Linked DNA regions of Homo sapiens: region 2 is linked to region 1. A link is a loop called in an ENCODE intact Hi-C map of the cell type or tissue named here. Cell type or tissue: PC-3. All regions are shown on one strand. Links, peaks and the distances in the headings refer to the core of each region. The heading gives the core; the rest is flanking DNA.

Region 1 (16,323 bases), core at 1,566-6,565:
TGGGTGCACAGTCAGAACTGGGAGGGGACTCGGTGTGTGTGTCTGCATGTGGAGTGAGGAGGTGCGTCTGGCCCAATGGCCCTACCCTTAGGTGACCCTGGACTAGGCCTGGCTCCCAGCACCTACTAGCTCTTGCTCGCCAGGCCAGGAGCAAGCACATCTATAATTCAGGGGTTCAGACAGCTGGCCAGGAGGGGGCAGCCCCAGGCTGGAATCGTAGTCCCAGCTTTTAACCGTCTCCTGCCCAGAGAAACTCTTCCTTCCCGTCCAGAAAAACCTGTCCTTTGAAACTTCACTAGGGAGGTGGGGATTGGAGAGGGTCACCCCTCCTGGGATGCTAGGAAGCCAGGTCAAAACAAATATTTGTTCAGGGCCACCATGTGCAAAGTCCTTGTTGTTAGCCTATTAGGTCTTAAAAGTAATGCCATGTGGTGAGTAGTATTGGGCCCCTCCAATCCTCGAGGAAACTGAGGCTCAGAGAGGGGAAGTTACTGCCTCAGGTCACAGGTTAAATCATTGCTGGCATTGAACCCAGGTCTATCTGGCTCCATCTTGCTTGCTTTTTTCACTGTGCCATTGAAGAGCCACATGAGTGTAGCTCCATCATTCACCCATTTCACATCTCTGGAGCTGTAAAACCAGGGATCCATTTCAAAATCACTCCATGTGTGACTTCTGGTCACAGCCACCCCTGAGAGACCAGCACTGACATGGGAGAAGAAAACACCTGCACCTGCTGGGCACGGCCACAGGCACCATTGATGTGGCCCTACCCTGGTTCTCTGCCTCCTGGCTGCTCCCTTCTCAGGTATGGAGGGGCCACACACTCTCCACATCCCAGGCTGGCATGCAGGAGACCTGGGTGCCTCCTATCCTGGGTCTTAGATCACTTTCTCCTTATCAGGAATGGCAGCTTGAGCTCCATAGCTATGCTTTATCCCATAAAACTAGCCTGTACTGGGGAGAGTTCAGAAGCACAGAGAAGTCTCCCTGATTATTTTCTCCCCAAAACCTCCTCTACCACATCACTTACAAAGGCACAGCCCCATGCACAATGTCCAGCCAACACAGAGGAAGCTGTTGCTAGTGTGGGAGCATCAGTCCTACTGTGAATATCAGGAAGGAAACTGAGGCCTGGTGACCTGTTACCCAGCATGTGATGGAGATGGAGCCGGAAGCCAGGTCCCCTAACCCAGGCCAGACCTCTTCCTGCTGGACTCCCTCTGGATGATCTTCTGCTGTCCAGGGCTGAGACCTTGCTGCCCAGCTTAAGTCACTGGACCAGGCTTCTCCTCTTGCTCCAGGCTCCATCCCCCTCCATTCTCCTTCTGCCCCACTCCCAAAGGCTTTTACTCTTCTCCAAAGGTAGTTGGAGATGTTGAATACAGCAGGCCAGAGACAGCCTCAGCATCCACATCTTCACCCACCACAGGCATCTGAGAACTTGCTTTTGAGATAGGGATGGAGCACCATGTTTCAAAGAAGAAACTAAGGCCTGGGGGCAGGAAGAAACTTGGCAAGTCAAGGTCAGGCTTCAGGCTTCCTGACATCCAAGACCCATGCTCTCTCCCCAGCTTTGCCTGCCTCCCCAACCCCAGATTCCCTTTGAGCAAACAGGTACCCACAGGCACTGCTGGGCCCCTCTCACTCCTTCCTGAGTCCCCTTCTCTCTTCCCTAAGTTACTGAGCACGTGCTGTAGCTGGGGCTCTGGGCTAAGCAGCCGTATGAGGTCTCATTAAAGTGCCCACCAATCTCCTGAGCAGGAATGGCCACATAATTTGCAGATCCCATTGCAAAATAAAAATGCACGACCCTTTGTTTAAAAAATTATTAAGAATTTCAGGCCGGGCGCGATGGCTCACACCTGTAATCCCAGCACTTTGGGAGGCCGAGGTGGGCAGATCACAAGGTCAGGAGATCGAGACCATCCTGGCTAACATGGTGAAACCCTGTCTCTACTAAAAATACAAAAAAATTAGCCGGGCGTGGTGGTGGGCGCCTGTAGTCCCAGCTACTCGGGAGGCTGAGGCAGGAGAATGGCGTGAATCTGGGAGGCGGAGCTTGCAGTGAGCCGAGATTGCGCCACTGAACTCGAGCCTGGGCGACACAGCGAGACTCAGTCTCAAAAAAAAAAAAAAAAAAAGGGAGGGGGGAGGGATAGCATTAGGAGATATACCTAATGTTAAATGACGAGTTAATGGGTGCAGCACACCAACATGGCACATGTATACATATGTAACTAACCTGCACGTTGTGCACATGTACCCTAAAACTTAAAGTATAATTTAAAAAAAGTTTGAGTATTTATGTATGTGTATGTGCATGTACATGCACAGAAAAAAATCTTGAAATATAATCATCAAAATTTTCAAAAAAAAAATTTCAATGGCCAGGGGCAGTGGCTCACACCCATTATCCCAGCACTTTGGGAGGCCGAGGCAGGTGGATCAATTGAGGTCAGGAGTTTGAGACCAGCCTGGCCAACATGGCAAAACCCTGTCTGTACTAAAAATACAAAATTTAGCCAGGTGTGGTGGCGCATGCCTGTAGTCCCAGCTACTCGGGAAGCTAAGGCATGAATCACTTGAACCCGGGAGGCAGAGGTTGCAGTGACCCAAGATCGTGCCACTGAACTCCAGCCTCGGTGACAGAGAGAGACTCTGTCTCAAAAAAAAAATAAAAATAAAAATTCAAGACAGCAATGGCAGAGCATCAAATCAAGTGTGTCTTACCCCTCCATGCACAGGGTTTCTGTGAAGTTGGCCCTGCCTCTGAGACAGGTCCTAATACCATCTTTCAGCCACTGAGAAATAAATAAACTAATATCCTTCACAAGTTAACACAACTAGTAAAGAGATGGGACTGCGACTGAGACTCAATCCCACACCCCACAGCTGTCCGTGAGACTCAGACCCACACCCCACAGCTGTCCATGAGACTGGTTATGAACCTGTGGTACTTGAGTGTGTCCAGATGGGAATAGTTTTGTTTGTTACCTGGGTTATCATGGACATATGCCAAGATGATTCTGTATTAAAACCAACCAACCCATAATCTATAGTACTCTTGTCCTGAGGGGATCAATGGGGAGTAGCCAGTGGGGAGGAGATAAAAAGACCACATGGGGTCATTACACGAGGAGGAGAAAAATTAACCCTTTAAAAATATATATATGGAGCTGGATGCAGTGACTCCCTCCTGCAATCCCAGCACTTTGGGAGGCCAAGGTGGGTGGATTGCCTAAGCTCAGGAATTCAAGACCAGCCAGGGCAACATGGTGAAACCCCATCTCTACTAAAATATAAACAATTAGCCAGGCGTGGTGGTGCACACCTGTAATCCTAGCTACTCAGGAGGCTCAGGCAGGAGAATCACTTAAACCCAGGCGGTGGAGGTTGCAGTGAGCCAAGATAGCATCATTTCACTACAGCCTGGGTGACAGAGAGAGACTCCGTCTCAAAATATATAAATATAAATATATATATAAATATATAAATATATATAAATATATATATAAATATATATAAATATAAATATATAAATATAAATAAATATAAATATAAATATATATATATATATATGAAGGCTGTCATTTCTTTCCAAATCACATTCTGAGGGTAGCCCAGGGATACCCTCCCAGGCCCAGATCTTAGGAAGGGATGAGGCCATGGGAAGGAGCTGTGCCCAGTGGCTTTGGGGGAAAGCTGCATTTTCCTCATCTTTCCAGAAGGGGGAACCCAGGCTGGCTAGCATGGCCTGGGAGTGGTTCTGAGCAGTTTGGCCAAAGGCACTGGCATATTCCCAGCCATGGCGCTTACCTTCTAGTGTTCTGCTTTCTTCTAGAAGTACTTCTCCTCTTGCCGAGATCCAGGTCCTGAGCAAAATGACAAAGAAAGGGAAGGAAGGAGGGACCGACGGAGCTCTAAAGGGAATGGATTCCCTGAAGCAGGACTGGGCGCCTTTTTTGCAGAGAGGCCAGCCTCTTGCCAAATGGGACAGGTTTGCAGCAGAGGCCCTGGATGGACGAGTGCCCTTCACTGAGACAGGCAGTAGTAGAGATGGGAAAGATGAGGCAGGGAGGTGCAGGTCGGCACTGTGAAGAGGCTGCAGTAGAGCCATGAATGACCTGGAGCTACCATAGGACACAAAGCGGGGGTGGTGCACAGAGCAGGGTGAGGAGCCTGTGGTGTCTCTTCCAAGCCTTGGAGGATAAGCTGGATTCTTCCAGACACAAAAGGAGCAGGAAGGTCTCCTAGGAAGAGGGAACGGTCTGGCAGACAGAAGGAGGCAGTGTGTGAATCAAGTGCTTTTGGGGGAAAACGTGGGCAGCTAGGAGAGGCTGGAGCCAGAGGTGACTATGGGCAGTGGCACAAGCAGAGTCATGGAGACCGGGAGAACCCATAGCCACCCCAGGCAGGCCCACATGGCCGGACGGTCAGGGAGGAAGCAGCAGGCACGAAAGACAGAAAGGGATATTTGGGTGAGCATGGGAAGCCCAAGTGCCACGCTGAGGAGCTTGGAGGTGATTCTCTTGGAAAAGGGGAAACCTCCCATTGCCTGGCTGAAGAGATTTAAGTGGGGAAATGGATGAACACAGCTATGCCGGGGAAAGAGGAACACTTAGATGTGACAAGCAAGACAAGCAACAACAAGGACATGTGTCAGGAGGGCCGGGAGGAGATGGGACCGAGGAGGATGGTGCGCATGTTGACTTGACGAGTGGCTCCCCTCTCTTCCCCAGAAATGGGCGGGACAGGGGCAAGGCTGGTTTGGGGGAAGGGTGTGAATGGGCGATAAATTAATCTCAACCATTGACATGGGGTGAAGGAAGAATTTCTATTTGTAATCCTGAGGATGGTGGAAAAGAATACCCCTTACTTGTGACTTACAGATATTGTTAAATATATTGAAAAATACATCTGGGTTGACATCCAGTTAGCAAGATTCCAGGGAACAATGCTGCTTTGTGAATTGTACCATCCCAGAGTGGGAGTGACTTCAGGTTTTTCGCTGTGCTCCAATGCTCCAGCACCTGCGAGTCAGTAACCATGAGCGTGGCGTCAGAACTGTCATGACTCATGTGCTCCTTGCATGTCTCTTTAGTAGTACTTCCAGATTCAAATTTTCCCAGCAGGAAAACTGAATATTGTAATAAGCTCCTCTGTCCTGCACAGATGTGTGTGGATTTAGGTTTTGCAGACTTTGTGGGCTGGTTACATCCCCTTTATCAGTCAGAGATGCTTGTCTTTATGATATTAAAACAAATGAAAAACGCCTTATCATATGTTCTCAAACATGAGATTATCTCTTCATAAAGTTATTGTCCTTTTAAAGGCTTTTAAGGATGCCATTTATTCTCTCCAACATGTACTCTTAAGAAGCTAAATGTGTGTTTTTTTTCTTATAACAAGGACCAATCATTCTTGTTCTAGTTTGTCTATTCATCACCTTGCAACAACTCTAACAAAAGTCCATCAAGAAACCATTTCTCAAAAGAATCTCCAGCAGATCCTCTTTCACTGGGAAACATCTCCTGGAGGTTAGAGTTACCGGTAAATTCCAAAAATAGATAATAAATGAGATAATAGAATCTGGGTTGTCACCTCTTGTCCAGTGGGATTATCCGATGTCTAATCATGGACAGATTGTGATTTATGTGATTGTAGATGGGGCATTAATCCGATTCAGGAGGGAATCCAGTCAGATTTTCATCTGCTCCGAATGTGTAATTGGTTTGGAGGCAGGAGAAAAGCAGCTTGTACCAGATTTTGCCGCATCACTGTGATGAGGTCTATTTTGATCAGCTTGAGTTATGGACAATATAAATTATTTATAGCAGCTTTAGACATGCCTTATACTTGTAAAGACCTTCAGAACAAAGTAATAATGCTCCTCTTGCTGTTGGAGGAATGAATCTTATTCAGCTGAATGCCGGTGCCCACAGCTTATAAAAATCAAGAGGGAGAAAAGATTAATGGCCTGTCGGTCCACCACCAAATACTGACCAAACATTACAAGAGTCAAGAGGTTGAGCGAGGCCCAGGAGAGGAGGCCAACTGCTGTATGAAGAATGGTCCTGGCCCTCAAGGGGTTTCACTCTGGTTGGGAAGATAAGACCCAGATTCAGGAAAGCACAGGCAACCACAGAAGGCAGTAGGTGGGGAGGAGAATTCCGCATGAACTAGACAAGCTTCCTGAAGGATATGGAGTTGGAGTTGGGTCTTAAAAGGTGAGAAGTCTTCAAATGTGGCCTGTGTAGGAGGAGGGAGAGTGCTGGGAGCAAAGGCAGGAATGCAGGCATGCTGTGGACACAGGGAGGACCCTGGGTTGGAGTGGAGGGTAAGGGAAGGTGCTGTCATTTACTAAGCAACCGCTATGTGCTGGGTGCTGGCTGGGACTGCATTTACCTCATTCAGTCTTCTCATTATCAGCAGAATGTTTTTGGCTAAAAGATAGCGCTGCTAAAAGTGGCATTAGGCTGGAGTAGTGACTCACACTTGTAATCCCAGAACTTTGGGAGGCCAAGGCAGGTGGATCACTTAAGGCCAGGAGTGTGAGACCAGCCTGGCCAACATGCAAAACCCTACCTTTACTTAAAAAAAAAAAAAATTAGCAGGGCATGGTGGTACATGCCTGTGGTCCCAACCACTTGGGAGGCAGAGTCAGGAGAATCGCTTGAACCTGGGAGATGGAGGTTGCAGTGAGCTGAGATGGCGCCACTGCACTCCAGCCTGGATGACAGAGACTCTGACTCCAAAAAAAAAAAAAGAAAAAAAATAGTGGCATTAACCAGGAATGAGTTGGCTCAAACAACAAGCACAGAGGTAGGGCAGCCCCAGAGATGAATGACTCAGTGACCCAGTGTTATCAACGGGTCCTTTTTGTTTTTCTGCTCTACTGTCCACAGATGCAGTCTCATTTTAAGGATGGTTCTTGTGGTCACGAAACGGCTGCCAAAATACCCAGGACCATATGCTCCCTTGGAGAAGCTGGCTTCTTTTCAGAATCCCCCAGGAAACCTCTTTTCTGTTCCATTAGCCCAAATTGGCTTAGATGTGCCATTTCTGAACCATCACTGGCAAAGAATTTGGGATTCTCTTATTGGTTTAGACCAGTCAGCACAGGTACATGCACTCCACCAGTAGGTGCTAATAAATGTTCAAGAACTGGTTCTCTGCGGCCGGGTGCAGTGGCTCATGCCTCTAATCCCAGCACTTTGGGAGGCTGAGACGGGTGGATCATTTGAGTTCAGGAGTTTGAGACCAGCCTGGCCAACATGGTGAAACCCTGTCTCTACTAAAAATACAAAAATTAGCTGGGCATTGTGGTGCACGCCTTTAATCCCAGCTACTCGGGAGGCTGAAACAGGAGAATTGCTTGAACCCTGGAGGCGGAGGTTGCAGTGAGCAGAGATCATGCCACTGCACTTGGCCTGGGTGACAGACCAAGATGCCATCTCGAAAAAAAAGAAAAAGAAAAAAAAAATGCAATGGCTGGTCAGGCAGGGTGGCTTACACCTGTAATCCCAGCACTTTGCAAGGCCAAGGTGGGGGTGGATCACTTGAGTCCGGGGGTTCAAGACCAGCCTGGGCAACATGGCAAAACCCCATCTCTTAAAAAAATACAAAAATTAGCCACCACAAAAAATAGCCTGGCATGGTGGCGCACACCTGCAGTCCCACCTACTTGGGAAGCTGAGGCAGGAGGATAGCTTGAGCCCGGGAGGCAGAAGTACAGTGAGCTGAGATCACACCACTGCACTCCAGCCTAGGTGACAGAGACTCTGTCTCAAAAACAACAACAACAAAAATGCAATGGCAGTTTATTATTTATGACAAAGGGGTTGATACCCTTACAAGCCTAAATGTGTTAGGAACTCAAATATCAATAGGAAAATGATGAATGCTAATACTAATGGAAAAATGGGCAAGAAGAAAAAATATGATCAACACATAAAAACCTGTAGTTTTGTTAGTTATATTATCTATGCTGCATAATAACAATTACCACAAACTCAGTAGCTTGAAATAACACCCATTCATTATCTCACAGTTCTATAAATCAGAAGGCTGGGTGGCTTCACCAATTTCTCTGCTCAGGGTGTCACAGGGCAGAAATCAACGTGTTAGCTGGGCTGCATCCTCAGATGGAGGCTTGGCTAGGGAAGGATCTGCTTCCAAGCTCTTTCAGACTGGTGGCAGAATTCATTTCCTTGCAGCTTCATTTCATGACAGCTTGCTTCTTTAAGGCCACAGTGAGTTTCTGCTGCTTTGAGTTTCCAATGTCAAGGAGTCCTTTGAAAGGACTCACCTGATTAGGTAAGGCCCACCTAGAATAATATGGTTTTTTGTTAACTCCAAGTCAATTCATTAGCAACTTTTATTACATCTAAAAAATCTTTTCACTTTTGGAATATTCTATTCTTGTTTCTAAACAAGTCATAGGCATTCAAGGGGGGGGTATTATCCAAAGATGTGACTCACTGGGGGTCACTTCGGGGTGTGTTCACCACATAATAATCAAAGGAAAGCAAATTAAAGCATCGTGAACTGCCATTTTTGGTCTGTCACACTGACAAGGATTTTTTTTAAATCCCAAACCTGAAAATTCCCAGTGTTGGTAGAGTGTGGGAAAGTTGCCCCTTTCATAGCCTGTTACAAGGAGTGTCAAATGATACAACATTCTGAAAAGCAGTTTGGAAAAATTTGCCAAAGCCTTAAAACCCTAATCTCTTTGATTCAGCAAACCTTCTGCTAGAAATTATCCTATGAAAGTACTTATGGATAATATACACAAACATTTAACCACGGTATTCTACACTGAAGCTTTCTTTCTTTCTTTTTTTTTTTTTTTTTTGAGACAGGGTCTCACTTGATCACCCAGGCTGGAGCGCAGTGATGTGATATTGGCTCACTGCAACCTCCACCTCCCAGGTTCAAGGAATTCCCATGCCCCAGTCTCCGGAGGAGCTGGGACTGCAGGTGCATGCCATTACGCCTGGCTAAATTTTGTATTTTTACAAAATACAAAAGATGGGTTTTGTCATGTTGGCCAGGCTGGTCTTGAACTCTTGGCCTCAAGTGATCCACCTGCCTTGGCCTCCCAAGTGGTGGGATTACAGGTGTGAGCCACCTCGCCCAGCCTGAAATCTCTTTTCTAAGCACTGAGAACATAGCCACGAACAAGAGACATAAATTCCTGCGCTGCCTCATGGAAGAGGAAGGTCTGGGACAATCTGTGAGACCAGGGATGGTATCAATCTCAACCTCCTATCTCTCCAAGGAGCAGAGGAGAGCAAGTTCGGCCCTGAGCTACTGAACCATAAAGTCTTCAGGTGCCCTGGAAAAGCCAGCCAAGGGCATTAGAGGGAAGGACAGACATCCAGTGAAACTTCACTTAGTGTCTCTTGGGCACCTGCAGGTGCCTCAGCATCAGAGAAAGTTCTGGTGTCCATTTCTGTCCCTGGGTATATTGGAAAGATATGCATGTTTTATTAAGCTCAGAATAATAATTCAATATTTGTATATAAATCCGAAGCTTCACTTCAGCATTATGAAGGCTAGTGAGATGCAAGGCTAATGTGATAATGTAGGAAGATTCCTTTGCCATTAATCCCATGAATCATACATGTCTCCTCTAAGAGCCTGAAATATGAATATTTTAGTACAAGCGAAATATCAATAAAGTCAAGTCTCACTAATTGGGACAAACCAGAAGTCAGACTACATTAGAAAATATTTTAAACTCAAGGTCACCGTTTTTATAGTACATACATGTCTATATGTAGATTATATTAAACACCTATAAAATTAACGAAGTATATGAGTCACTGTCAAATAGCTGCTTTCACACAGAGATAAAGAGCCTGGGAATTTAAAAGCTGATTTGTCAGTACGCCTACAGATGCAGCTAATGTCTGAAAGAACAGTTTTGGAAAATAAATAAAACCACCCATGCACAACTGTGGATACCTTCAATTTGCTAGTATATCTTTTTCTCACAGACGATTATAATGGCTGTCTTCATTCCAGTTGGGATCCTTAATGTAAGTTTCAGCTTCTAAACTACAAACTGTAGAGTTCACCAACTTGTAATTGTCACATTTTGCAGGGCAGAGGAATCCCCTACTTTCCCAAGTGTGAATTACTTGGATTATGTCAGTACCTTAAATTAGCAAGGACTCTTTTTGTTCTTCAACTTTTATTTTAGATTTGGGGTAGGTACATTGCAGTTTTGTTACATGGGTATATTGCTTGATGCTGAGGTTTGGGGTACAACTGATCCAATCACCCAGGTGGTGAACACAGTACCCAACAGTTGTTCAACCCTTCCTTCCCGCCCTCCATGCCCCACAGTAGTCCATGATGTCTATTGTTGCCATCTTTATGAAGGACTCCTTTTTAAATTAAATTTTATTTTTTTGAGACACAGTCTCGCTCTGTTGCCCAGGCTGGATGGAGTGCAGTGGTGCGATCACAGCTCACTGCAGCCTCAGCCTCTCAGGCTCAAGCGGTCCTCCCACCTCTTAAGCTCCCAAGTAGCTGAAACCACAGGTGCACATCACTACACCCGGAGGATTTTTGTATTTTCTGCAGAGACAGGGTTTTGCCCTGTTGCCCAAGCTGGTCTCAAGCTCCTGGATTCAAGTGATCCGCCCCTCTCAGCCTCCTGAGTAGCTGGGACCACAGGTGCTCGCCTCACTGTGTTGCCCAGGCTGGTAACTACTGAGTGAGGTTATGAAAGACTGCAGCTTTGGCCAGGCGCAGTGGCTCACGCCTGTAATCCCAGCACTTTGGGAGGCCGAGGCGGGTGGATCACGAGGTCAGGAGATTGAGACCATCCTGGCTAACACGGTGAAACCCCGTCTCTACTAAAAATAGAAAAATTAGCCGGGCATTGTGGTGGGCACCTGTGGTCACAGCTGCTCGGGAGGCAAAGAGCCAAGATTGCGCCACTGCACTCTAGCCTGGGCAACAGAGCAAGACTCTGTCTCAAAAAAAGAAAGAGAGAGAGAGAGAGAGAGAGAAAGAAAGAAAGAAAGACAGACTGCAGCTTTATCCCGGTCTCCTCACTCCTCACCCCCTTTCTATCTTTCTCTCTGAAAGAAGCCGTATGGAGAGATCCATGTGGTACAGAATTAAAGCCTCCTGCCACAGCCACATGTGTGAGCTTGGAATGAGACCTCCTGTCTCACTCGAGTCCTCAGAGACCAGAGCCCTGGCTGATGTTTTCAATGCAACCTCATGAGAGACCGCAAGCCAGAACCACCCAGCTAAACTACTCCGTGAATCCTGACCCTCACAAACTGTGTATGATAATAAATGTTTCAAGCTGCTAAACTTGAGGGGTAATTTGTTACACAGCAATAGATAACTACTAAAACATACAATCCCACACATTTCTCACCTAAACCCTGTGAGAGGCCAGGCACAGTGGCTCTCGCCTGTAATCCCAACATTTTGGGAGGCCAAGGCGGGCAGATTGCTTGAGGCCAGGAGTTCGAGACCAGCCTGGCCAATGTGGCGAAACCCTGTCTCTACCAAAAATACAAAAATTAACTGGGCGTGGTGGTGCACACCTGTACTCCTAGCTACTTGGGAGGCTGAGGCATGAGAATTGCTTGAACCCAGGATACAGAGGTTGCAGTGACCCAAGATCATGCCACTGCACTCCAGCCTGGGTGACAGAGCAAGACTAGGTCTAAAAAAAATAAACAACAAAAAAACTCTATAAAGAAGGTATTAGCCTCACTCTTTTTTTTCTCTTTTTTGTTTTTTCTTTTTTTTTGTTTGTTGTTTTTTTGTTTTTTTGTTTTTGAGACAGGGTCTGGCTCTGCCACCCAGGCTGGAGTGCAGTGGTACGATCATGGCTCAGTGTAGCCTCGGCTTCCCGGGCTCAAGTGATTCTCCCACCTCAGCCTCCTGAGTAGCTGGGACTACAGGTGCACGCCACCAAACCCAGCTAATTTTGTATTTTTTGTAGAGATGGGGTTTCTCCATGTTGCCTAGGCTAGTCTCGAACTCCGGAGCTCAGTCAATCCACCCACCTCTACTTCCCACAGTGCTGCTATTATAGACGTGAGCCACCACACCCAGCCTAGCCTCACTTCCCAATGAAGACACAGAAGATCAGTGAGATTAAGGAACCGTTATAAAACTTCTCGGCTTAACACAGAAAAAACTGGATACAAACCCAGGTCAGGCACCTGCTATCTCTGAAAAAACAAAATAATCACACTTCTCTTGCTCAAATAATCTTACCATTAAAGTCTGTCACTCTGTTATCATTTGGGAGTTCAACATCTGGTAATAATAAGAGTAGTAATTATTAAAAATATACCATGGGAAGCTGTTGTGCAACCCATAAATGTTCAAGGTTTCACGGTCATGATTTTCAAATAGAGAAATGACAACATGCGGGAAGGGAAGAGATAACTTGAAAGGAGAATCGGAAAGGGGCACAGTCAAAATCATCTGCGGTTATTTTTAGCACAAAGAAAGAACTCCTGTTGGCAGACATTGCTAAAAAGGTAGGTCCATTTTCATCGGTGGTATTTAGAAAGGCACAATGTCATTGCAAAATAATTGCTTATTAAGAACACAAATGGGCCTTGAAAATATGAAGCAGGTTTTAGAAATACAGACCCATTTCTACATGGCCCATACAGAAATAGCAGAAGGGACCACCCAGAAGCAGCGCCCTGGGGTCCGATCTCCATCAGCTTCCAAACGGTTAGTAGCAACAGCGGGTCTGCTGTGCACACGCAGCTTCCAAACACATCCCTGCACTTCCCCGCCTATTCAGAAGTTCTGGAGCCACTATAGAAAGCAGTGTAATTCGAGCCATGCTGATGGATAACAGAATTGCAGGGTGTTGAGCACGTTAAATTAGGTGTACAGCAGCAGTTTTCACTCACGGAATCCTGAAATGCTTGTGGGTCAAGGCTGGTGTGTGAGACACGTTACAAGGCCTTTGTAATTATTAACAGTTAAGGCACTGCCTTTTCAAATGATTTATCTTTTGTTTTTAAAGACAATGTAAAAGAGAGGACTTATCATAACATCCCTCACCCTCACAGGATGTGCGTATCTTGTGTACCCGTTTTATTGCGATAAAATAAATAAATAACATACATCCTATGCAATGTACCCATTTAAAGTGTATAATTCAATGACTTTTAGCATATTTACAGAGTTGCGTCACCATCACCACAATCAATTTTGGGACGTTTTCATCATGTCCAAAAGAAAGCCCATGCCCATTAGCAGTCACTCCCCATCCCTCAGTCCATCCTCCCAGCCCAAAGCACCACTCATCTACTTTCTGTGTCTATAGATTTGCCTATTCCAGATATTTCCCAAAAATGGAATTAATACAATATGTTGTCTTTTGTGACTGGATTCTTTCACTTATATTGTTTTCAGGGTTCATCTATGTGGTAGCATGCATCAGTAGTTCATTCCTTCTTATTACTGAATTAAAATATTCTGTTTTATGAATATAACACATTTTGCTTATCTATTCATCAGTTGCTAGACATTTGGGTTATTTTAACTTTTTGGCTATTGTGGATAATGTTGCTATGGATATTTGGGGTTTTCATTGTTGTTGTTGTTGTTGTTTTTGAGACGGAGTCTCACTCTGTCGCTCAGGCTGGAGTGCAGTGGCATGATCTCGGATCACTGCAACCTCTGCCTCCCGAGTTCAAGCGATTCTCCTGCCTCAGCCTCCTGAGTAGCTTGGATTACAGGCACGCACCACCACAACTGGTTAATTTTTGTATTTTTAGTAGAGATAGGGTTCTGCTATGTTGTCCAGGCTGGTCTCGAACTTACGGGTTCAAGTGATCCGCCCACCTTGACCTCCCAAAGTGCTGGGATTACATGCGTGAGCCACCACGCCCAGCCTGCTATGGACATTTGTGTGCAAGTTTTAATGGGACATATATCTTCAGTTCTCTTAGATGTATACCTAGGAGTGGAATTGCTGAGTCATATGGTAACTCTATGTTTAACATTTTGAAGAACTGCCAGACTGTTTACCAAACCAGCCACACCATTTATGTGGGTTCTGCAGTAATGTATGAGGGTACCAATTTCTCTACATCCTCGACAATACTTTGCTGGGAGATGGGGTGATAGGGGTGTGATGGCTAAAGAGGCAGAGGTTTCTTTCTGAGGTGATGAAAACATTCTCAAACATTGTGATGATGGTCATACAACTCTGTGAATATACCAAAAATCATTGATTTATATAAATTAAATGGGTAGCTTCTATGGCTTGTGAATTATATCTCAGTAAAGATTATTTAAAACAATCAAACAAAAGCAGCAAATGCCAGAGGGGTGAGGAACGGGGAGAGAGAAGTGCAGGCCAATCTGAGGTTTCATAAGTGCATCTGCTCATCCGGTCATCCACTCATTCATTTGTTCATTCATGAAGTATGCATTGAGTACCTGCAGGTACCAGACATTGTTCTAGGTGCCAGGGATACAACAGTGAATAGAACAAAGTCCTTGCTCTGAAAAATTAAACATAGTAAGGGAATGGAAGAAATATGGAAGGTGGTCAGGAAAAGCCCATCCCAGGGGGTATAGTAGTATTGAAGCTAAGACCTGAATGAAGAGCAGCAGCAAACCATGTAGAAGATCTGGAGCAAAAGCTTTCTAAACAGAAAGAACAGCAAGTGCAAAGGCCCTCAAGGCACTAGCATGCTTTTTTTTCTCTTTTGGCAGGGTCTCACTCTGTTACCCAAGCTGGAGTGCAGTGGCACAGTCCTAGCTCACTGTAACCCTGAACTCCTGGGCTCCTCCTCCCACCTCACCTTCCCGAGTAGCTAGGACCACAGGTGCATACTACCATGCCTGGCTAATTTTTTGTAGAGATGGGGTTTCGCCATGTTGGCCAGACAGGTCTCTAACTCCCGGCTTCAAGTGATCCTCCCACCTCAGCCTCCCAAAGTGCTGGGATTATAGGCATGAACCATCACACCTGGCCTAATATTATTTTAATTTTTTGAGCCATAGTCTCGCTCTGTCTCTTAGGCTGGAGTGCAGTGGCGTGATCTCGGTTCACTGCAACCTCTGCCTCCCGGGTTCAAGTGATTCATCTGCCTCAGGCTCCCGAGTGGCTGAGATTACAGGCAAGCGCCACCACGTCTGGCTAATTTTTGTATTTTTAGTAGAGATGGGATTTTGCCATGTGACCTCAAGTGATCCATCCACCTCGGCCTCCCTAAGTGTTGGGATTACAGGCATGAGCCACCATGCCCAGCCTGATAGTCTAAATACATCACATAAGAATATATGTTGCATTTTGGCTGGTGGCAGTCACTCACACCTGTAATACTAGCACTTTGGGAGGCCGAGGTGGGTGGATCACTTGAGGTCACAGGGTGAAACCCCGTCTCTAGTAAAAATACAAAAAATTAGCTGGGTATGTTGGCATGCACCTGCAATCCCAGCTACTCAGGGGGCTGAGGCATGAGAATTGCTTGAACCTGGGAGGCAGTGGTTGCAGTGAGCCGAGATCATGCTACTGCACTCCAGCCTGGGTGACAGAGCGAGACTCTGTCTCAAAAAAACAAAAAGAACATATATTCCATTTTAAATTTTCTAAGTTTTTTGGATGGTTGTTTTCCTGTGAGCTGGAAATACTGTGGTGAGTGCTTAGTCTGTCAACAAATATCATATTCTTTTAGCATAGCTATACTGTTATTGCATTAAAAAACACAATTAAAAACAGAATAATTCACATTCCACTGGATTATTGTTCAGGCCTGCATATCAGCCCAGCTACTGCTTCTGCCCAGTTCCGCTGTCTCATCCCTCACACAGGTGTGGCTCCTAAGGGCACCCCCTATCTATCATGATGTATTCTGAACTTGTCTCGATCTTGCATCCAAGAGAAAGCAGGAGTGTGGGAGTGGTTGAGAAAACAGGTGGTAAGATGGGGGTTTGGAGCTGCATTACTTTTTACCAGACTGGCACTGAGGACCCAAACCCTGCTGGTAGCTGGAACAAGCCTTTGGCATAAGGTGATATCCAATTCTTAAGACTTGCACTAGTGGCAAATTGGGATGGGATGCTTGTGGAAGGGAATATGGGGGAAATAGTAAAGACAATGACATTGGGTGGCAATTGCTAAGCTCCATGCCCTTGATAAAAAATTACAAAGGAGTAGGAATGATTAACAGGCAATTGAGAACCATGTATAAAAGCTAGAGGACCTCCTTGACAGCACACAATGAGGCAAACTTCAAGGTTCTAACCTTCAAGGATCATTATTCCTCTTTATCTCACTAGTATTGTCCCTCCAGGAAC
Region 2 (16,323 bases), core at 9,406-14,405, 95 kb after region 1:
AGATACAGCTGCTGAGTAGACTGGATGGTCTCTCTTAGATTCATAAGCACCTTAAATGTGCACTCCTACAAATCCTTGATAGTTGTTTTTTTAAATTTGAATAGTGACTCCTGGGTTTAAAAAGTACATATTGTAACAAATACTCAGATAGCGAAAATTCTTCAAGTGAGGAACATTGGATGTATAGATTAATTTGGAAAGAGTCAAAATCTTTGCAACATTTGATCTTCTATCTGTGACCATGATTTTATTTCTCCACTTGTTTAGGCAGTTTCATAATTTTTGTTATAAAAGTATGTAGATATATAGGAATGCAATTGATATTTATATACTGCTCTTACTAATTTATCTGTAGATTTTCTTGGATGTTGTACATACACAGACATATCTTCTGGGAATAATGAATAATGAAATTTTGCTTCATCTTTTTATTTAATTTTCTTTTCTTTTTTTTTTTTGAGACGGAGTCTTGGCTCCGTAGCCCAGGCTGGAGTGCAGTGGCATGATCTCGGCTCACTGCAAGCTCCACCTCCCGGGTTCATGCCATTCTCCTGCCTCAGCCTCCCGAGTAGCTGGGACTACAGGTGCCTGCCACCACGCCCGGCTAATTTTTTTTGTATTTTTAGTAGAGACAGGATTTCACCATGTTAGCCAGAATGGTCTCAATCTCCTGACCTCGTGATCTGCCTGCCTCAGCCTCCCAAAGTGCTGGGATTACAGGTGTGAGCCACCGTGCCCAACCAATTTTCTTTTCTTATTGTGTTAGCTGTGGCATTGTTGAACGGAAGTGGTGAGGATAAACATCCTTGTCCTTCATTTCAAGGAAATTACTCCATTGTTTCACCATAGGTATTATGTTGGCTGTCTGTTTTTAGTGGATACCCTTTATCAGATTTTAAAAAGTTCCCTACAATAGGCAGTGTCATAGAATAGTTAAGAATCCAGACTTTCTAGCCAGGTTGCCAGGATTCAGCCCTTGGTGTTGCCACTTGCTGGCTGTGTGACTTTGGACAAATCACTTAACCCCTCTGTAGCACAGTTTTCTCAACTATACAATGGTGATAATAATAATTCATACTTCATACTGTAGTATTAAAGATTAAATGATTTTAAAGATTAATATGTAAAACAGGCTTAAATGAGTTAATATTTATATAACACTTAAAAACTGTGCCTGGTATATAGTAAGTGCTGTGTATTAGCCATTTTTACAGTACTGTCATAAATCCTTGTTTTCTAAGAGATTTTGTTTTATTTTGTTTTGAAATTATGAACAGGTATTGAATTCTTATTTCTTTACCTGAGGTTTGACACACTTACTGGATTTTGTTAGCACATTAATATTTGTTGAACTTAATAGAGTCTCAGATTTACGCTACAACTAGCATTTAATTTCTATGGCCTTTTAAAGGTTGGCGTATTTGGTGGTAGTTTCCATTTAATACTTATTTCTAGATTGCCTTCTATTAGCTTTTTTGATGGTGCTGACCTTACCTTCCTAACCACCTGAACATATAAGCATATTGCAATTATTAAAGAATCTGTTTTCTAATGCCAGGGAAATGTGTTCTTACGCTTAGTGCAACTTCTTAGTGGGAGTAGATTATTTTGTGTATATTTTGGTATTTTACTAACAGACCAACTGTCCATTCATAATGGTGAGACTAAGTGAATAGAAGTCAGTTTAAAGTTACCAGGTGAATAAGCAGTTTTTGAAAAATGTATCAAGATAATAAATTTTGTTTCTGGGTTCTCTTTTGAAAATTCACTATTGTTGAAAAGTCTGTGTAGGAACAAACTTTATAGACTTACTTGTATACAGCTAGGACTGAATTTATGGGCTGCCTTTCTAACTTGCTAAAAAGCTGAAGATTGACAGCTGCTTTCATAGTGCTTTATCTAGCTTGGCTTTTAACTCCAAGAGAACTGTGTTCACAAATTGATGCTCTGTTCCTTTGGGGTTGGTATAGAAGCATTAAATTGTACTAAAATATTCATATGTGAGTGCATTTAGCTGAAAGCAATTGATGTTTTGTTCCCAAGAGGACAGAGAGAAATGCTGTATGGACCTGTACTCCAGAAAAAACCCTAAGCATGCTTCTTAAAGGTAATTACATGGCCTGGATTATCAAAGCCCATACAGTGAAGTTTAAAACGACAAAGAAGAAGTTGTAGAATTTATAAACTGTGGTTTGTATATATAAATTATTTGGTTGTACAATAGTTAAAAACTTAATTGCCAAAAAACTAGGAGTTTTAATTATATCTTTGGTTTGTCTTCTCAGCTAATTTTTACTAGACTGATTGCTCTAAACATTTATTCCAGAGGTCCAATATCAGTGAAGTTCTTTATCCATTATCATTTTATTATATAAAGTTAAAAATTGTAAGTTTCAGAGAGTGTTGAATTCCTTTTTACATATATATGGTAACTGTTTAAAAGCATGCCACCAATAATGATAAATTGACATGTCTTGTAGATAGTGAATCTAATTTAACAGCTGACATGAAAATCAATAAGAGTAGACAGCAGTCTTTGTCGTAGCTGTGTTGGTGTGGTAACTTGAAAGAAATAAAACTATTCTAAATTTCTATTCTTATTCTATGTAATTTTGTTTTTTTTTTTTCCTATAAAAACCAATGTATTTTCTCATATAGTTTCAGGTATGATAAATGGGCACATGAATGTCAAAGAACATGAGACACTTTACTAGAAAATGTTGATTCAATGGATAATTGGTCATTTAGCATATGTAATTCAGTACTGTGTTCACCTCAAGGCCAAAGATACAAGCACTGAGGTGTAGAGAAGAAGAGTTTAATAACATCGTTTAACTATATATTAATATTAACCAAACTTAGTCTGAAAGGAAATTTGGGAAATAGTATTTGAGACAGGAGGGTATACTCCACTTCCTTAAAGTGAGATTATTTTAGAGGATCTTAGGTTGTATAGTAAATTTATTTTTAACTGGCATTACTATTTTCCATATTACAAGCTCTACTCCAATTCTTACAATTTTAGAAGGTGCTTAAATGAGTTTTTCATAAGTCTTTGGTCTGAACTTCACAACTCAGATAGCTTTCTCTTAAATAAACATTTTGAGGGCTGGATGTGGTGGCTCACGCCTGTAATCCCAGAACTTTGGGAGGCTGAGGCGGGCAAATCACCCGAGGTTGGCAGTTCGAGACCAGCCTGACCAACATGGAGAAACTCCATTTCTCCTAAAAATACAAAATTAGCTGGGAGTGGTGGCACATGCTGTAATCCCAGCTACTTGGGAGGCTGAGGCACGAGAATTGCTTGAACCTGGGAGGCAGAGGTTGCGGTGAGCTGAGATCGCACCATCGCACTCCAGCCTGGGCAACAAGAGTGAAACTCTGTCTCAAAAAAACTAATAATAATAACAATAATAATAATAATTTTGAGAACGGTTTTGGATTTTAAGAAAAAAACTTTGTTTTTTTTTTGTTTGTTTGTTTTTGTTTTTTTGAGACAGAGTCTTGCTCTGTCGCTCAGGCCAGAGTGCAGCAGCATGATCTGGGCTCACTGCAACCTCTGCCTCCCAGGTTCAAGTGATTCCCCTGCCTTAGCCTACCTAGTAGCTGGGATTGCAGGTGTGTACCACCACGCCCGGCTAATTGTTGTATTTTTAGCAGAGGCGGGGTTTCGCCACGTTGGCCAGGCTGGTCTCAAACTCCTGACCTCGTTGTGATCCACCCGCCTCGGCCTCCCAAAGTGCTAGGATTACTGGCGTGAGCTACTGCGCCTGGCCTGAATTTAAAGTAAAATTTTGAAGACAGTACAGTGAATTTCTATAAATCCTATACCTGGTTTTCCTTATTATTTTTAATGTAAATAATTTTTAATAATTACCACAAGATTCTAGAATGAAGTTTTTTAAACATGGGAAATTCTGTGATGGTTTCTGTCAAGGTTTCTAGTGATTTTTTTTATTGTGGTAAAATATAAAATTTGCCGTTTTAACGATTTTTTTTCTTTTTCTTTTCTTTTTTTTTTGAGATGGAGTCTCACTCTACTGCCCAGGCCGGAGTGCAGTGGTGCCATCTCGGGTTCAAGCAATTCTCCTGCCTCAGCCTCCCAAGTAGCTGAGACTACAGGCATGTGCCACCAAGCCTAACTAATTTTTGAATTTTCATAGAAACAGTGTTTCACCATGTTGACAGTCTGGTCTTGAACTCCTGGCCTGAAGTGATCCACCCACCTTGTCCTCCCAAAGTGCTGGGATTATAAGTGTGAAGCACCACACCCAGTTGTTTTAACGATTTTTAAGTGTACAATTTAATGACTTCAACCACATTCACAACGTGCAGCCATCACTACTCTATTTCTGAAAGTTTTCATCACCCCAAATAGAAATCCTGTACCCATTAAGCAATAACTTATTACGTTCTACCTTGGCCCCTTGTAATTGCTAATCTATTTCTGTCTCTATGAATTTGCCTATTCTAGATATTTCATAAAGTTGAATCAAACAATATTTGTCCTTTTATGATGGCTTTTTTCATTTAGCACATTTTCACATTTCATCATATTGTATCATGTATCAGAACTTAATTCCTTTTTATGGTCCAGTCATCTGTAAACATTTTGCTTATCCATTCATCTGTCAATGGGTACTTAGGTTGTTTTATTTCACCTTTTAGCTATAGTGAATAATGCTGCTATGAACATTCACATGCAAGTATCTGTTTGAGTCCCTCTTGTCAGTTCTTTTGAATATATACTTAGGATTGGAATTGCTGAGACATATGGTAGTTCTATGTGTAACTTTTTGAGGAACCTTCAAATTGGTTTCCTCTGGTTGCTTTGTAGCTCTCATAAACTTCTTGACATAGAAGTTATGATTAAATGTCAAGAAAAGCTATGTGTAAGCAATGGCCAGCTCTTAGTGATTTGGGAAAGGAGGCAGTTTGGTGAATGGAAAGAATACTACTTGGAAGTCAGGAGACCTAGGTTTGGGTGGCAGCTCTGTTTCCCAGGGCCTTGATTTTTATCATTGATGAAATAAAGAGATCGCATAGATAATTTCAAAGGTTCCTTACAACTCCAAAATTCTACGTAGAAATGTATAATTTAGCATGTTTTGACTTGGATCAATTAAAGAACTTTGCTGATAAAAAATTTTGATAGTTGGCCAGGCGAAGTGGCTCACGCCTGTAATCCCAGCACTTTGGGAGGCCAAGGCGGGGGGATCCCGAGGTCAAGAGATCGAGACCATCCTCACCAACATGGTGAAACCTTGTCTCTACTAAAAATACAAAAATTAGCCGGGCGTGGTGGCGCACACCTGTAGTCCCAGCTACTCAGCAGGCTGAAGCATGAGACTCACTTGAACCCAGGAGGCGGAGGTTGCAGTGAGCCGAGATCGTGCCATTGCACTCCAGCCTGGCGACAGAGCGAGACTCCATCTCAAAAAAAAAAAATTTGATAGTCAAATAAACTTTTTTTTTTTTTTTTTTTTTTTTGAGATGGAGTCTCACTCTGTCGCCCAGGCTGGAGTGCAGTGGTGTGATCTTGGCTCACTGCCAGCTCTGCCTCCCGGGTTCATGCCATTCTCCTGCCTCAGCCTCCCGAGTAGCTGGGACTTACAGGGGCCCGCCCCCCATGCCTGGCTAATTTTTGTATTTTTTAGTAGAGACAGAGTTTCACCGTGTTGGCCAGGATGGTCTGGATCTCCTGACCTCGTGATCCGCCTGCCTCAGCCTCCCAAAGTGCTTGGATTACAAGTGTGAGCCACTGCGCCCAGCCAAATAAACTTTTTTTGAGACAGGGTCTCACTCTATTAGCTAAGCTGGAGTGGAGTGGTGCCATCACATCTCACTGCAGCTTCAACCTCCTGGGCTCAAGTGATCCTCCTGCTTCAGCCTCCCAAGTAGCTGGGATCACAGATGTGTCCCACCACACCCAGCTAATTTGTTTTTTATTTTTTGTAGAGATGGGGTCTTGCTGTGTTGCCTAGGCTGGTCTCAAACTCCTGGCCTCAAGCGATCCTCCCACCTCGACCTCCCAAAGTGCTAGGATTACAGGCATGAGCCACTGCACCCAGCCTTCAAATAAAGTTTTTATTTGACCTGCTAAAATGCAAAGCTTTGTAATAGACTTGATTACATGTTCAAGTATTTTGATATCATAGACACAAATATTTCAATGTAAATTAACTGTCTGAATAGTTTTAGGTAAGTATATAATAATATACTTGGCTTTTCATAATTTCAGGTACACTTAAAGTGTATTTTCCCACAATGGAAAATCTCTGAACTGGTATAGAAGCAAATTAGGTAAATGCAAAGCATTTAATTATAAAATTGTTAAATATAAAAATTATATTTAATTTATTATTATTAATATTTTTAGAGGTGGGGTCTTATTCTGTTGCTCAGGCTGGAGTATGGCAACATGAGACCATAGTTCACTGCAGCCTCAAATTTCTGGACTCAAGAAATCCTCCTGCCTCAGCTTCCCAAGTAGTTGGGATTATAGACGTGAGCCACTGAGCACAGCTGAAGTTATATTTGAATGTGAAACTATTCTCTTAAGAAAAAAAAAACTTGTTTCAGGTCCTATACATCTTGCATAATTGAAATCTACAATTAGAAAACATTGAAAGGCCAAGGGTTGAAATTTCACTTTTTTTCTGATTTACATTTAAATTTTTGAATTGTGTTTCACAATATAGTTAATGTCCTTGTTTTAAAAAAATTCTTTTAACTTTGTAGTTGAGCAACTGGGTTATTAAATTTACATTTTGAACAAAAAATGTGACGTACATAATGAAGTGTGTGCTAGTGATATACATCCCACCTGCTCTGGACATATTAGACTAGATGTGAAGAAGACATTTGCTTAGTTCCCTATATGTCCTGGGAGAAAAGGTAGGCTGATTAAAAGAATATGGAGGAGCTTATATCTAAGAATGAATTTGAATTTAAGATTTCAAAGAATCTTTGACTACATATTCTATCACTAAAAAGAACCAAGTCCATCTACTGAGCCATGGAATCTCCATTCATGTGAAAAATCTTCAGAGGCTAGATAAGGGCCCCTGCTTTTCTTCCAAATGCATTTTCTGGCTTTGCCTCTAGACATTTCCCTTTAGCAGTTATTTGGAACCAGATATTGACTTCACTGAAAGCCAGATCAAAATCTTTAGCTGGAAAGTATTAATTTTCAGTGCAGGTTACATAAATTAAAAGAAAGAAACATCATCAACAACAACAACAAAAATAATTTCGGAGCCTTGCCTCTTTTGTGAGTCAGTCTCCTTGAAGGGCTTCCAGCTGGTGCATGTGTGTGGTGGGTGTGCATTAGAGGCTTTCTAATTGACATGCAAGTGGTTGATAGAGCAATAAATCTAAACAGTGTAGCTTGTCATTATTCATGATAAGGAGACACAGAGCTAATGTACAAACTGATACTTTTAGCAACATGGAGTAAAAGCTAATGTTAGCTAAAATTGACAATACTTTTTTTTTTTTTTTTTAATATGTACAAACTTCAGTTGGCTCTTCACCAGGTCTCATCTTGTTTTAGGGATCTTTCTCTAAGATAAATATACTTTGTGGACTTTTAACAGACTGGTGACTTCAGCTAAAGCATATTACCAATACAGTAATAATATTGAGTCATATGTGGTATAGAAAAAGTGCTGAATTTAGAATCAACCTAGGTTAAGAAGCCTGCCTTTTGAGAGTAGAATGGTGGCTTCCAGGGGCTGGGAGGTGGGGGAAATGGGGAGATGTTGGTCAAAGGATACAAAATTTGTTATGCTGGATGAATAAATTCTGGGGATCTATTGTACAGAATGGTGACTATAGTTAATAAGAGTGGATTGTATACTTAAGATTTGCTAAGAGAGTAAATTTTAAGTGTTCTCACCACAAAAAGTAATTGTGATGTGATAGATATGTTAATTAGCCTGATTGTGGTAATTATTTCATAATGTTTACCTATATCAAAACATCACATTGTATACTTTAAATATATATAATTTTTATGTGTCAAATATACCTCAGTAAAGCTGGGGAGGGAGAACCTGCCTTTTACTAGGTGTGTATAATTTTGGACAACTCAGCAAGCCTGCCTGAGACTCTGCTTTCTCTTCTATAAAATAGGAATCATTTCTACCCTATAGAGTTGTTGTCATAGTTAAATGAGGTCGTGTGTATAAAGTACAGCATAGTTACTGGCGTAACATAGACAGTACATATAGCTGTGATGACTAGTGTGTTGTCTTGAATTCTAATAAAACAGGAGCTAATCTTAGTAAAGGGGTGTTGTCTCATGGATGGGATATAATTTCAGCTTCAAACCAAGAGTATGGGTAAAATCTTCCCTTCATGTGAAACTCAGTTTAGCCAGAATCCCACCTGAGAATTTCATAATACGGGCAGAGAGCTGTTTGAGAAAAGAGCCACAGATAGTTGTGCTTTGAGTTTTGGGGCCTCTTCCAAAAAGAGAAGAGACTTAAACAGGATTTGGCAAACAAAGGAAATAGTTTGGCCTTTTAAATGAGCAGCAGGATGAAATATAGCAATATTAATGCACAGGAGGCTCCAATAATTAGAAAATATAGTTTGGTTAATCTACTTCCCAAAGACACATTCATTATTTGCTATGATAAATTCATTTAACTCCTAACCTGGCATTTGTTATGTATATGTATATTATGTTTTATCTATAACAGTTGCTGTTTAAGGTTATGGCTGTGTAGTCTATTGAGAAAAGAAGGTTGAGAAAGCATTTGCCATTCTGTATAACTCTTGTCCTGATTGAGGCAGTCTTAGGGGTATTGTTTTTTTGAGCACATAACATTGGATCTCTGAATTCTAGATAGAACCACTTACATGATGTGTTTAAATTTTTATTTATTTAAAGAAATGTAAGTTTTCATGTTCCTTCCCTACCTCTATCTAGAAAGGAACACTTTTGGCAGAAAAGTTTAAAACTTGATTTTTTAAGAGAGGAAACAATATTGGCATGGTATTTCTGCTCTGAATGCTCCAGATTTAACCACCCTACTCATATTCGTATTTCATATAAACAAAAAGTAAACATTTAAATCTCTCCATTCTACTGTGTTTAAAGTAAAGCAGATCTGAAGTTGCTGCAGGCAGAATACTGTTCCAATTCCAGAAAAACATGAATTTATGATTTTATATCATAAACTCACATAATTTCAACTTCATATGTATTATATTTTTAATATGATCAACTTGATATGTCTTAGTACTTGCATCTGGGATATGTATCCTTGCACAAAGATTGTGTTAGAAATCTGTAAAGAAATCATCCCAACTTCCTAGGCAAGCACTGGCTAGGAAGCTGGGCAGAAATTCTAACTGTATGGTCAGTACTAAATGCAAAGAAGAAACTAACAGCTGTCAAAGAAAATTTTTCCCAGTACACTCCCCTGGAAGAATTGTATCAAGTTAGTAACAACTTTCTTGACTATAGATATATAGATAGTAATAGTTACCATTTTAAAGTGAAATTTTTGACAGTTGGCTGTCTCCTTTTCTGTTTAGAACTATAACATTAAAAATGCCTTCTAGTTTAGAGATTTGATGATCATTTTAGAAATAATAGCATTATAGAAATATTTTGAGTACTTTATGTGCATCTTATTTTCATCATCACAACAATCCTATTAGCTGCAGGTATTTGTCTCCATTTTACACATAACAGCAGTTGAGCCTTTGAGAGATTGAATAATTTGCTCAAGAATGCAGATTGGTAAGTGGGAGAGTCAGGATCTGAACCCAGCTCTTATTTATTTAACTGTAATGATTGAATAATGTAGTAGTTTCTTTTACCTCCTCATTTTCAACTTTCTTGAGTTGAGATCTGAGCTTACTAATTTTCCATCATCCTTGTTTTCTAATATGTGTTTGAGGTTATAAATCCTTCTAAGTATCGGCCAGGCATGGTGGCTCATGCCTGTAATCCCAGCACTTTGGGAGGCCGAGGTGGGTGGATCACCTGAGGTCAGGAATTCGAGACCAGCCTGGCCAACATGGCAAAACCCCATCTCTACTAAGAGTACAAAAATTAGCCGGGCGAGGTGGCACGTTCCTGTAATCCCAGCTACTCAGGAGGCTGAGGCACGAAAATCGCTTGAACCCAGGAGGCAGAGGTTGCAGCGAGCCAAGATCGTGCCACTGCACTCCAGCCTGGGCAGCAGAGTGAGACTCTGTCTCAAAATCAATCAGTCTTTCTAAATACCACTCTAGCTGCATCCCACATGTTCTGATATACCCTTCCTTTTTTGGTGTTTTGTTCCATGTATTTTTAAATTTCCATTTTAATTTTTTTGACTCACATATTTCAGATACTTTTAAAATCTTTTTTAGAACTGTGAGTTTTTGAGGAAATATTTTTCAGGTCCATCTAGAGTTTTAAGAACTAAATATAAGTTACTGGAGAACAAAATTTGATAGAGAGTTGCTTTTTCAGAGTATAAACTGATCATGTTAAACCAGTAGTTTTCATCTGCTTTTGGTTTTCCTATAATGGGCCACACCACCTGAAATTTGATAGATTTTTGTCATCTATTTGTGACTCTCTATATTGGCTACTCTTGTTTAATGTTGCTGCCTCTAATGCTAATCTTCAGCTCTGCCACACTGCTGACTTTCCTTTTTGGTTCACGTTCCCATTGAGCATAATAGAACCTGTAAATGGTCTTGTTCTGAGCCAACAGAAGCAACACAGACACATAAGACAATGCCATTCTGTCTTTAGATCTGTTGTCAGACCATAGTCCACGGTTCCCTAGTGGAGTTTACAAGAAGGCTCTTTAGTTTGTTCTATGATTATTTTGGATTTGTGCTGCCCAGTATGATAACCTCTAAGCCACATGTGATTATTGGGTACTTGAAATATAGTTAGTCTGACCTGAGATTACATTATTAAAAATTAATTTTACCTGTTTATTTTTACTTTAATGTGGCCACTAGAAAATTTAACATTAAATATGTGGCTTACAAGATATATAAGTATAGATGTATCGAATAACTCTGTTTGGGGCTTAACAGTGATGAGCGAAAATGCAATGTAGCAGAGGACAGTTTTCCCCTTAGCTTCTACATGAAATTCTGGAAAAGCAGAGCTCAGATAATACATCTTAGAATTCCAGGTTTGGGCACGTGTTTTGGGTAAAGCAGGAGTGATGTTAGTATATACTTACTTTCTGAAGAAAGCAGCCAAAAACCTAATCATCCACCAGAGAACACTAGCCATGTTGAATCCACAGGTTGGTTAGATTTCTGTAAAAGTCTGAAGATTTCATTCCAATCATCCCTCTAATTCTCAGACATGCAGTTTTATCATTAAGCCAGGACCATTAAAACCTGCTTTAAAAGCTTGTTTTGTCTAAAGGACTTAAGGGAGCAGGAACAGATGGGGATAGATGGCAAAAGTGGGCCCCTGTTTGTCAGAAGGTAAAGATATTGTCCCCTAATCTGTTTTCTGCTCCTAACGGCTTTTCCACTTCTCAGTGGCAGGTAGGAAAGTGAGGGGCTGATGAGAGACTGTAGCTCTATCACACCTCTTTTCCATTTTCCTTTATTGGATTACAGATTTTTGTGACCTTGCCGTAACCTGTAATTGTTAGACTGTGAGCTTCTTGAGGACAGGGCACAGAGAATTAGTCATCTTTATATTACCTGTAAGGTACAGTAAGAATATCAACAACAGTAAAATCAGTTACCCAGTGCTGCTCAACTCTTTCCTATTATGGTACACTTAGACAGTTAGAATATTTGTACCACAGGGGATTCTGGCCACCCAGTACTTCAAGTCCACACAACTCTTTTGTACAAATTATAAAGTACTGGTGTCTCAAGTTACTTTACTGCCATCTGTTGGAAAGTTATTGTAATAAAAATGCAGGGCTATAGTGACTGTTAAGAGTGGTGCCCTCCTTCAGAGTTATTCAGTGTGCAGCCTGCTCAGCTGTACATGGTAGTCCTGAGGCTACCTCAGGAGCCCACCTGGCCACCTAGTGGGCTGAGAAAATCAATATTTGAATAAACCTCAACCCGTGAGTGACACATCAATGTGTCTTGGGAAATCTGATACTATGCTAAGGACGAGCCTCAACAGTAACCCTATAAAGCAGGAGTTCTTATAATTCCAGTGTTTTGGATGAGCAGTCTGAGGCATAGAGAGGTTACATGAATGGCCCATGGTCATGCAGCTATCAGATGGCAGAGGTGGGATTTGAATGGAGGCAATGAGGCTACAGAGCCTAGGTTCTTAACCACAGTGATACGGTAAACCTGTTAAACCGCATCAGATGCAACAGTTTCTCAGTCCTGCTGCCCTTTCTATCTCAGCCCACTGTAACTAGTTTAGACCTCAGCCCCTGAGTTCTTTGAATGAGTCTATAGGTTTTGGCAAAGGAAGAGGTATTTGTGCTTTTTTCTGCCAGTACTTGTTTGTGTTAAGGTTAAGTGCTATCCCTTCTCTATATTTCAGAATAAGCTCTGGTCCTCTTCCCATCCTGTGGCTTTACTTCTCCGCACAGCCCCTATTCTTGGCATCACAGAGTGATCAACTCAGACTGCTATCAGCCACCTGGGGTTGATCCATTCTCTTCTAAATTCTCACTCTTCTAGATTCTAAAGCCACGAGGCCTATCTCTAGGACTCTCCCTCCTTCTTTCTGTTTCTGTTGGTTCCTTTAATCCCCACCGTCCCCCACCACGCCTTGTATAACCCTTAATTGCTGTACTCCCTGGCAACATCTCTCACTTTCTCTCCAAATGGTCTTACTATCTGATTTAGAAGGAAAGTGCCTCAGGGAAGGGATTGTCTTGTTATGTTGTGAAGCAGCATCTGAAGTGCCCCATAAATTAGCATCTGTAGAGAGTTTTGTGTATACTAATTATTATTATTATTGAAATACAAAAATGCTTTCTGAACCATGAGGAATTAGACTAAGATATTAGTCTAATTGCCTGTACATGTTTTTTAAAAAGGAGGGAAAAAGCCTCTCTTCCTGAGAGAGCTATCAGAGCCTCAGAGCAGCCGCCAAAATCCCTATACTTGTTCTGGGTTATTGTTTCAGTGCTTTTATGTTTATTCAGAGGACCATGTTTGCAAGACAGTAAAATAAAGTCCTGTTGGTCATGTGGATCCATTTGGACCATTTATTGTGATCAGAAAGGTAGAAATGGCCCTGGAGCAACTGCCTTCAGTTTGTTTTGGCCCAGAATCTCTTATTTCCTTAGTGACACTTATGGTTAAAGTCAATGGAATTCATTTTTGGGGACACAGGGGGTTTTAAGTAATTTCATTTATATTATGTTTATGTTTACTGCCAGAGTGAATCAACATTTTTATTAGCATTTTATAATGCACATGGAGCTTTTAAGACTTGAATTTGCTGTAGACATGTATGACAGAAAGACTCGTTTACAGGACTACTGGTCTTTTCCAATGCTTGCTTTGAGAATATACCTAAAAGAGTGGTGTCTAGCTAAATAGCTTGCTTTAAAAATCTTTATGTTAGAATTTGTTTGCCGGGTTTTTCTGAATATGAATGTTAGTATATTTTGATTAACAGTTTAACAAATGTCCCTTTATGAATGAAATGCTAGTCAGAATAAACTGAGGTGACCTTAAAATTACCTATTGAAGGCTGGGCGCCGTGGCTCATGCCAGTAATCCCAGCACTTTGGGAGGCCGAGGTGGGTGGATCACAAGGTCAGGAGTTCGAGACCAGCCTGGCCAACATAGTGAAACCCCATCTCTACTAAAAATACAAAAATTAGCTGGGTGGGGTGGCATACACCTGTAGTCCCAGCTGCTCGGGAGGCCGAGGCGGGAGAATCGCTTGAACCTGGGAGGTGGAGGTTGCAGTGAGCCAAGACTGTGCCATTGCACTCCAGCCTGGGTGACAGAGTGAGACTCCATCTCAAAAAAAAAAAAAAAAAAAAAAGCCTATTGAATTACTTCTAAATCTTAAATAGAAAGTAGTGGAAGAAGTTTACTACTTATGCAAGTGTCCATGTCTGAGAGACAGTATGATGTCAGGGCCTCCTTGCATTGTCCGACTATGTAGGGTCACAATTGACACACTGGATACATTGAAGGTAGAATCACAGAGCATGCAATTGCTTTTTATCCTCATCCATACTTTCTGCAGCATTCCTCCCCACCCTAAGACACAGTCTTATTACGCCAAATTGTTCTTGTCTTCAGGCTTTTGGTAACTATAGAACAAGTTGATTCAAAAAACAAGCTCATCTCATTTTTAGATGATTAACTCACTTTGGGGACTAGATTGTTTCCTTTTCCAGGTTACATGGTGCTGCTCTAGGAGCAGTTGGACACTTTATGCTTGTAAAGATCAGGGAGTACTGCAGGGGGCTAGACAGTTGTCAGATTCAGGCTGCCAAAGAGCTGAGGGATCACTTATTGTAGTGGTTCTCCAGCTCTGGCTATACATCAGAGTATCCTGGGGAGCTTTCTTTACAAGCACCAGTGCTGGAGGTGTACCTCTTCTGTTTACAATTGGAAAAAGTGAGCCCCTGAGAGGTGAATTGACTTGTATGTGGCCATATACAATTAGGTGCTATGAAAAATCATGACATTAGGAGGTAATAACATTATTTTCAGATCCTAGTTGAAATGCTCTCTTATTTTGGATTGAGCAATTGTTAAATGAGATCATAAGCAGTGCAGAAAACAAGGTGGGACCACCTTGACACTGTCATTGGCTTTTGAAGTATCTGCCCTGTAATAAAAGTAAGTATAACAGAACCACCTTCAGTGCCTTCCACATATTATTCATATTGAGGAGAGACTTTACTGTCAGTTGTGACAAAACCTTAGTGTCAGTCTGGTTACATGGTAGTTATACCTCCTACCCAGGCCAGGACTTGTTTGTTCAGTTTTTCTGTGGGAAAAGGTTTTCAAGTGAAGCTTTAATCATACCTGGTAAACAGAATGAAGCAGGTAAGCTCTTCTAATTAAGCACTTATTAAAGTGCTTAAAGTTTTTCATAATGGAAGTGTGTTTTTATTTTCAAACAAAGGCACTGTAAAAATTTTAGATAAGGAGACAGAACAGTGTCAGTCATCATTCCCTTTGTAATTATTGAGGGCAGAGGGGCAGGAAGAGGTACAAATATCATCAACATTTACCAAAAAACTGTGGTATGGAGGCCTTTTTGTTAGGCTCTGGAAACACAAAGGTTCAGCCCATACCTTTGAGAAGTTTGTTATTTTTTATTCAGAGAGAATGTGTGTGTGTGTGTGTGTATGTGTACGTGTGTGTGTTTAAAATCTCTTGATAGTAATTTGTATTTCTGGTTTTTCTAAATACAAAGTTTAATAAACATATCCTAATTACCATTTTAACAAATATCCTTTTGTGATAAGGCGAACAACTAAGCCAAACAACTAAGTCAAAAATTATTTTAATATATTTGAGTATATGTGTTTATATGTTAATATACAATGTGTGTATGTTGTTAATTTTTAATGGGTATGTACAGCATGTATGGGTTGTGCAGTGATTTTCAAGTGAGTGCCACAGATGAAAAATGCTACCTCACAGGTAATTGTGAGATTGAGACACTTGATGTAAAATGCTTAACACTGTGTCTGGCACATAGTAAATGTTCAGTAATCCTCATTATCCACATATTTATTTTACTACCATTGCTATAGGAATTCATAGGAAAAAGAGAACTGTAGGTTAAGGAGATCAGAGAAAAAGAAAAGCATAATTTAAGCAATACATTTTGCCTCTATTTTATTTAACATATCTTTTGCCTAAGACTTAAATTGCTAACAGCAAACACTTTGGAAAGTATTATATAATATAAATACATATTAATAATGTGACCTCTTTTATTTCAGGAACTTTATATTGCTGTTGGAATATCTGGAGCCATCCAACATTTAGCTGGGATGAAAGACAGCAAGGTAATTGTACATCAGTGATGTTAAAAGAAAACGTTTCCACATTTTAGGATTTGGCTTACCTTGTATGTTTCCATGTAGTTACAATGCATGTAGTCAAGCCATTCACACTAACGTAGATCTGGGAACTGAAAGAAATAAAAGCTACCGTTCACTGCCTTAAAAATTATTGGTCACAGAGGCAGTGCTGTGTCATGGAAAGAGGCCTGAACCTGAGTTATAGCTCCACTGCTAACTTAATGCATGATGAGTGCTGTCTGCAAACTCAGTTTCTTTGTCTACTAAATAGTGGGTATTGAATGATGATCACTAAGTTGCCCTTCAGCTATCACAATCTGTGGATAGAAAATATCAGACTTAAACAATT

The links. A loop is a pair of places that touch in the nucleus more often than their neighbours do. Peaks named below come from ENCODE experiments on the same cell type or tissue, not always from the same donor. Only the 100,000 strongest peaks of a DNase experiment are listed, where the experiment ranks them.
Region 2: a loop joins it to region 1, with 18 times the contacts of the local background. A loop is called at or near these places in 43 of 110 quality-filtered maps.

What each region holds. Positions count from the first base shown.
Region 1 is chr15:76,317,900-76,334,222 of GRCh38, reverse strand. No RefSeq gene overlaps it. Among named protein-coding and RNA genes, the nearest start is that of ISL2, 11 kb to the left of the region's middle. In PC-3, for the core only: a CTCF peak has its summit at 3,755 (motif pointing right); DNase peaks (open chromatin) are centred at 3,742 and 5,052; H3K27ac peaks cover 1,038 bases.
Region 2 is chr15:76,230,969-76,247,291 of GRCh38, reverse strand. ETFA (electron transfer flavoprotein subunit alpha) reads left to right here. Exons shown (of 12, transcript NM_000126.4): 10 at 15,894-15,959. Among named protein-coding and RNA genes, the nearest start is that of ETFA, 72 kb to the left of the region's middle. RefSeq lists an enhancer at 12,289-12,978. In PC-3, for the core only: a CTCF peak has its summit at 11,876 (motif pointing left); a DNase peak (open chromatin) is centred at 11,921.